2 separate regions of the Homo sapiens genome follow, and region 2 is linked to region 1. Evidence: chromatin contacts called from ENCODE Hi-C data. All regions are on one chromosome and are shown on one strand. The core of a region is the stretch at or near the end of the contact, and the rest is flanking DNA. Distances in the headings are between cores, read along the strand shown. Region 1 holds the start of MPPE1 (metallophosphoesterase 1). Region 2 holds the start of CEP192 (centrosomal protein 192).

Region 1 (3,874 bases), core at 384-2,883:
CGTCTCTACTAAAAATACAAAATCAGCCAGGGTAGTGGCACATGCCTGTAATCCCAGCTACTCGGGAGGCTGAGGCAGGAGAATCGCTTGAATGCGGGAGGCGGAGGTTGTAGTGAGCCGAGATCGCGCCATTGCACTCCAGCCTGGGCAACAAGAGCGAAACTCCGTCTCAAAAAAAAAAAAAAAAAATTTATCTTTGAACTTTTCAATTTGTATTTATTTATTTATTTATTTTTAGAGATAGGGTCTCACTCCACCGCCCATTGTAAATCAAAAATGAAATCCTAAGACCCCTCAACCATCTGCATGGACCCCACCAAGGGCATTCCAGAGTTAACCTTGTTTTAGGTTGTTTTAAGCAAAACTTGTTTAGGCCATGATGGGAAGTGGGGGTGGAACTTGACACATTTCATCCTCCTCCCTTTTAGAATTCAGGAAAAGCAGACCAGCATTTAACATGCTGGACACTTAACTTACCTGGAGGCTTCATCTGCATGATAAAACTTCAGTCTCCACAGCCTCTTATTGTAACCCAAACATTCCTTTCCATTGATAATAAATCTTTCAACCAAATGCCAATCAGAAAATTTTCAATCTACCTATAACCCGGAAACCCCCGACCCACCCACCTCCTCAGCTGTCATACCTTTATGGACCGAACCAATGTACATCTTAATCTTACATGTATTTGACTGATGACTCATGGCTCCCCTAAAATGCATAAAACCACACTGGGCCCCGACCACCTTGCGTACGCGTTCTCAGGGTCTCCAAATGGCTGTGTCACCAGCCATGGTCACTCATATTTGGCTCAGAATTAATCCCTTCAAATATTTTATAGAGTTTTGACTTTTTGTCAACCGCAGGCTGCGTCACAGCTCGCTGCAGCCCCAAACTCCTGCGCTGAAGCGATCCTTTCCCCCACAACTTCTCGAGTAGCAGGGACTTCAGGTGCGTGCCACTACACCTGGCTTTTTTTTTTTTTTTTTTTGGTACTTTTGTTGTTATGGTGGGGGCGGGGGACTTGCTATGTTGCCCAGGCTGGTCTCGCATCTCTGGGATCAAGCCATCCTCCCACTTCAGCGTCCCAGAGTGCTGGAATTACAGGCCTAAGCAACGGCACCCAGCCTATCTTTTAATTTTTAACTTCAAAGTTATCGTTAAAAATCTAATCCCCCCAAAATATGAAAAAAATACTTAATATGCACTGACCTGTAGTTTTTCTCTAATTCACTATCTTAAATATATTAATTGCAATCTCATCAACTGCGACTTGCATTTGAAATTTTCCACCTTAAACGGTATTTTTTGATAAGATGGATTTTTTAAAAAATCTACACCAGCAAACTAGAGTGAGAGACCCCTGCAAAGTAATACATGGGCCTTAAGTCACCGAGATTTTCCAGCAAATAATTTGCAGAATGCTGTTTTTCCTAGGTTAACTTGCAATCCTAACACGGAAGGAGGTTCCGTTTTTAGAAGTTTAAATGTTGTCACACGGGCGCAAGAATACATACAACAGCCATGCTTTCCAGCTCTGCGCACAACGCCAGGCAGATGGGGAGCACCGGGCGGTGCGGGAGCCCTTTCACCAGGGCAGGGTGGCTTCGGTGGCCGAGGGACCCGGGAACTGCAGCCGGAGCCGGCGCGCACCCAGCCAACTTCCTGTTTCCGCGGTAGCGCGCGGGCCTGTCACTGAAGCCCCGCCCCGGCGACCTCAGGCGGGCGGGGAAGACCGAGTCTTCCCGGAGCCGCTTCGTCCGCCCGGCGCCGGAGTCCCACGGCCGGTTTGCGGAAGCGGGTCGTCTGAAGGGGCCCGGCGGGTGGCTCCCGGGTCTCCGCGGCCTGTGATCCCCAGAGCGGACAACCGCAGCTGGGGCTCCGTGCGCAACTCGGAGTAAAGGCCGGAACCTACGCTCGGCGGCCGCGTCCCGGCCCCTAGCGCCCTCCGCGAAGTGCCTGGCAGGCTCGGCAGTCTGAGTGTCGCGTTACAGAGTCCCCTGGGCAGTCACCGCTGAAGGGCGGGGGACGCGGGAAAGGCATTTTGGGGACACAGGAGAGCTGCGAGGGCGAAGCACGGGCGAGCTGTCGTTAGGGCCCAGGAAAGGCCCGTTGCGGGGCGCACAGGCGGGCAGGGGAACTCGCGCCCCGCGCCGCGCGCCCGGCCTCCTGACGCCAGGGCCGGCTTCTGAGCACAGCCACCGCGGCGGCCGGGGGCGGCCACTGCTCCCCGCGAGCCCGCTTCCGCGCCCCAGAAGCCCCCAGAGCCCGCGTCCGAGCTCCAGGCCTTGGAGGAGCCAGGCGGGCAGCTGACAGCCCCGGAGCCGCTCCCGGGTTCCGCGCGCGGTGGCAGCCAGGCCGTGCCTCCCCGTTCCCCTCCCGCGCCGCGCTGCCCCTCCGGGACCCACCAGGCCTGGCTGCGCCTCTTTCCTCTCCTCCCCCGGAGCCTTGGAAAGTGCCCTCCAGAGATGTGCTTAGGAAGTGTGTGATGAATAAAGGAGACAATCAGGATAACTATAATATTTATTATGCACTTGCTTTTTTCTCACTGATGTTACTAATTTTAATGGTGTAGCGCGGCGCGTTCCAGTTTTCTAAGTGCTCTCACATCCGTTCAAAAAATCCTCAAAATAAGCCTGTATATTAAAAGCAGGAGCCATTATTTCATATTTCAAGAAGTAAACATGCTCAGAGTAATAATCCACATAGAGCCTTCCAACCAGTCAATTCTGGTACATTTTCACAAATCTATGAGTGTGGTTAATACACGGAGATGTGGTTTGAGGAATTATATAGGACACAGCCAGCAAAATGCCTGGTATACAATAAGTATGCGGTAAATGGTTATTATTATTAAGAATATTGTAATATCTTCAGATATGATCAGGTGAACAACTTTGACATAATCGAAACTGGGACAGCCTGATTCCATAAACACACTAATATGGCACCGTGGATTGTTTGCAGCCTCACCTCTAAAGTATTCTCTCTGACTAACAAAGAAAGGGAAACTAGAACCAGTTAAGCTTATAACACTAATCACAGGCTAAAGGAAATACAGGGGCCAAATGAACCCATTAGATTACACCACCAGGAAGTAATCTGCCAAATCCAGAATGTGGGAAATTCTACAAACCAAATGACCCAATTTCTTTTTTCAAAAATAAATGTTCAGAGGCTGAAGTGGGAGGATTGCTTAAGGCCAGAGTTCAAGGCTGTAGTGAGCTATGATCACAGCTGTGAATAGCCACTGCACTCCAGGCTGGGCAACACAGCTAGACCCCCCATGTCTTTAAAAAAAAGAGGGTGGGGGGACCTTGAGAGACACATTAGCCAAATGCAATTTGTGGACCTTGTTTGGGTCATGATTAAGACAAACAAACTTTTACATAAATAAATGGCATTTTTAAAAACATTGGCGGCCAGGCGCGGTGGTTCTTGCCTGTAATGCCAGCACTTTGGGAGGCCGAGGCGGGCAGATCAGGAGGTCAGGAGATCAAGACCATCCTGGCTAACACGGTGAAACCCCGTCTCTACTAAAAAAAAAAAAAAAAAAAAAAAAATTAGCCGGGTGTAGTGGCAGGTGCCTGTAGTCCCAGCTACTCGGGAGGTTGAGGCAGGAGAATGGTGTGAACCCGGGAGGCAGAGCTTGCAGTGAGCCCAGATCACGCCACTGCACTCCAGCCTGGGCGACAGAGTGAGACTCCATCTCAAAAAAAAAAAAAAAAATTGGGAAACTTAAACATGGACTGAATGTTAGGTGACATTAAATAACTTCAGGTAATTTTATTACGATAATACCATAGTGGCTATGATTTTTAAAGGCCTCAGAGAAACATATTAACATATTTACAGGCAAATTATATTATTTCTG
Region 2 (3,874 bases), core at 582-3,081, 1.1 Mb after region 1:
TACACAGTTTGGAAGAGGGAGGTAGAGCCAGGATTCAGATCCAGGCAGCCTGGCGTCAGAGTCCAGGCTCTCCTGCTGCCGAGACTCTGAATCAGAGATCTCTGTTAATAGAGTCCTATCAGGTTACTGAGTGTTGTGGGGAGTGCTGTGGTGACTTGAGGATATTTATGGAGGAAGGACATTTATTAACAAGGATCTGGTGTGAGTGACAGTCCGGAACCTGTAGACACATTTAAGCAGTTCACCTCCAATGTGTGACCGCTTTGTAGAAAAAGAGGTTAAGAGAGGTCAGCTCTAGGGCTGAGCATTTGGCTTACTTTTTTGGGATTCAGAAAATCTTGAGATTTTCTGCATTTATCTTTGCTCACTGAGTGTGGACAAAGGTAGAATAAAGGTAATTACTCTTTGCAAATACCAAGGCTGCAGGGTTCCAAGAAGAGGTGTCGAACTGTGGAGATATCACTGAGTTTGACAATTAGGAGTCTATTCCTGATAAAGTTTTAAGGACCCAGCTAGACACCATGAAATGCGTCAAAATAAGGTGTAAAAAGTGGAAGCCTGGCTTCCTCTATGGAAAAAAAAGTGGAGACCATTAAGGGAAGGAAACAAGAATGGTCATTAGGTGATGAAACAGAATCAAGGAAGGGGTGTGTGTGGGTGTGTGGTTTGAGTGGTGTTTGTGTGTGGAGGGTGTGTGTGGTGTGTGGGTGATGTGTATGTGGGTGTGTGTTGTGTATGGATGTGTGTATACGTGTCACACACGTGTGTGTGGTGCATATGTGGGTGTGTGTGGTTTGTGGTGTGAGTGGTGTGTGTGGTGTATGGGTGTGTGGTGTGTGTGTTTGGGTAGAGAGGTGCTGCATTTTTGTAGGCAGAGAGAAGGAAACCAGTGGAGAGGATATCCAAGAATGACAGGTGAGCCATGTTTGCAGGAGGTAGAAAGTGGTCAAGTAAACAGACGTCTTTCCCCACCAAGTAACCTCAGGTCTAGGGACTTCTAAACTTTGCGTTTTCCCTCTTCTTTCCTCCAAGGTGCGCCGGACATCTTTCAGTAACTTGAACGAAGTTAAGGAGTTAGCTTTGGAAAAGAGGGACTCTTTTCCCTCTGTGACTATATGGAATAAATTTTGAGATAAGGGACCTTACTGAAAAAGACTGAGATACATTTTGAGTGAAAGGCATGGTCTCAGTGAAGTAGTTAAGGGCCTGTGCCGAGCAGATGGCGGTGATGGGTTTTGTGGCCTAAGAAGGATGGAGAAAAGTAGGAAGCAATCGAGACAAAGCCTACTCTGTCACAAAGAGGCGACTAGATGTGGCGAAATGTCATGAAACTTGGATCCCGAGGAATTAGCTGATTGAAGGTGAAACCTGACGCCTTTCAGCGCCTACCAACAGGAAAGGTCTGCATCTGCCCACGGAAGGACGAAACCTATCGGGGGGGATTTGTTGGCGGGGGATACTTCTTTGCGCATAGAGTGACTGGCGGTGCCCTGGAGACCCAAACTGAATAAAGTAAGCATTATTTTCAAATTCGCCAAGACCTTGAAGGCGGCGCCAACGGGAGCCGTCCCCCGGGTCCCACGCAGCGCAGAGCTCCATTTCCTCCTCCGGACTCGCAGGGCGCGCGGCTTCCTCGCTTCAAATCCAGGAACGCGCTGTCCCCACCAATCACCGGGCTTCTTCCCGCCCCATGTCTTCCCGCTGTCCAATCAAAAGCCAGCTCAGTCTCCTCCCCTTGCCTGGTGCCGCGAACAGACGTAAACCAGAGGCGGGCGCGGTACGGCCGTTCCGGGCTCCAGCCGGTGCGGGGGCCACGCGCACGCGCACTTGCAGTGCCCTGGGACACCTCTTCAGTCCGTGGACTTTCCCGCTGCACACTGCCCTCCGAAGTCGGGGACGCGGGCTCGGTGAGGGGGGACGCTGGTGCCTCGGCCTGCGCCTAGGCGGGAGGCAGACGCATGCACCTTTGGCCTACGTTTCGGCTGCCGGACCGACGGGACAGTGACGGTTGGGCCGGGTGGGGGCGCAGGCTGTGGGGCGGCCTCAGGGCGCGAGCAAGGGGACTGCCGCGCTTCCCGCGCCTCTGCGCCTGGCGCAGCCTCTGAGCTGAGCTCCGCCTGGTTGGGATTAATTGCACGCCTCTGTGTCATCGGGCTTTGGCCGGGCGTGATGAGACAGACTGTTAGGGGATCACGTCCTTCTTTCCTCCCCTCTTGTCTGGGGACTTCCACCTCTTGAGGGACAGGCCCTCTCCGTGCTACCCTCTGGAGTTTCTTGCAGTGTGCTTGTGAAGTGACCGGTGATGTTTCCTTTATGTGCCCTGTGATGGGCGGTTCTGTTCCTCCTTTTTGTTTAAAATTCTGACCCAGGAAGTAACCTTGTTAACTTAACTTAATGCCCTTGTCTTCCGTTTACTCACTTGATTTGGTTTCTGCTAGGTTGCGTTCATTTATTCCTAATAGTTTACCTACATTCCTTGCCTATGATTTCATTATCAACAGAACGTGAAATGAGACGAATGTTAATACACTCTACTTTTACTTTGCTGTTACTTTCAGAGTTTGTTTAGTAAAACATGAGGACCTCTTCAAGTCAGTCGTTTGGAGAACAGCTGTTTATATGACCATATTTCCATTTGCTCTTACTATTTTGAGGTCATTCGACTGGCGTTTTTACTGCTCCAAAATCAACTTTTTCTCCAAATTTCAGTTTTCTAGGCAAAAACGGCAAGCCTTGAACAATAATATACCAAATGCCTACCTAGTTTTAAAGTATATCTTAAAGTGCCAAGAGTAAATGATGAGTTTTGGGGAAGTTTGACTCGGCTTTGGGTTCCACGGCGTGTGCTTTTAAATGTGTTTAATTGTATACATAGACCTACGATTAATGACTATAGTCAGTAATCTTTTATGTACCTAGGAATGTAATTAGTGAGTCCAGATGTGAAATTTGAGGTCACTACTTTAAGGAAATAGCAAGAGAAATTGCAAATATAGCCACTCAGTTCAAATAGGATAGAAGAAAAATATTGTCTTCACTTGAGATGATGGAGGAGGGGTGGGTAATGCAATAATGTGAGAAATTAAAGGAAATTTCCTTTAGGAATGTGTTATGTCCATGAATGGTTTACAAGTGTAATCTTTTCTGGAGAAGAGACTAGGTATTAGGTTACATCTTGAGGAATCTTCCCGTGGGTTTTGTTACCTTTGCACCCTTAGCAAAGCTCTGTTGAAGCACTTAACACTATCGTAGTTGACAGGGATTGTCAGCTCCCTGAGGGGAGCTGCCTTATTTATCTTTGCATTCTTGGTGCCAAGTAGAGGGTTCTTCATGGTTTGTGTTTGATAATGAATGTTGCATGAATGACCTTTGCATAATTTCTGAGTTTTCTTTGGATTAGGCCCTTCTAAATAGGGACAACTGTTGAAGAGTTTTCTATAAATTTTAATAGTTTACATGTCTGTATATGAATGAATAACTTAGTAATTACAAGGCTAGACTTGGGGAGGCTAGTTGGGAGACTCGTGTGATAGTTCAGAATAAAAAGTGATGGGCAACGGGCATTAGGAATATAGAAGTGGGTCTCAGCTCCAGAAGTGTATTTGACGTTAGAAGCATTAGAATTTGGTGAGAGAGCAGGAGGGATCAGGATGGTCCTAGGTGTCAGGCTTGTATTGCCAGTTAATAGGGATGGATTTGGGTGAAGACTAAAGATAACGGCGGGAATGAATGGAGGAAAGGTAACAAGTTTGGTTTTGTATTTTGTATTGCATTCGGGGGTAAGGTAGATGTCAGAGAGCCATTTGGAAGTATGGTCGTTCCCTCAGGTTATCCATGGGATTGGTTCCAGGACCTGCCCTTGCCCCAGGATGCC

Evidence for each region. Hi-C counts contacts between places; a loop is a spot of excess contacts on that map. Pooled maps may share reads with other maps.
Region 2: a map of CD4-positive, alpha-beta T cell shows a loop between it and region 1 (7-fold over the local background). The contact joins the promoter of CEP192 here to the promoter of MPPE1 in region 1. A Hi-C loop is called at or near these places in 2 of 168 maps with a recorded cell type or tissue (CD4-positive, alpha-beta T cell and CD8-positive, alpha-beta T cell) and 7 of 50 pooled maps.

The regions. Positions count from the first base shown.
Region 1 is chr18:11,906,684-11,910,557 of GRCh38, forward strand. MPPE1 (metallophosphoesterase 1) reads right to left here and starts at 1,634. Exons shown (of 11, transcript NM_023075.6): 1 at 1,518-1,634. It overlaps LOC101927511 (a long non-coding RNA gene), which reads right to left. Exons shown (of 4, transcript XR_007066296.1): 4 at 3,866-3,874. RefSeq lists a silencer at 2,027-2,426.
Region 2 is chr18:12,989,531-12,993,404 of GRCh38, forward strand. CEP192 (centrosomal protein 192) reads left to right here and starts at 1,832. Exons shown (of 45, transcript NM_032142.4): 1 at 1,832-1,907. RefSeq lists enhancers at 151-763, 1,154-1,533 and a silencer at 2,014-2,093.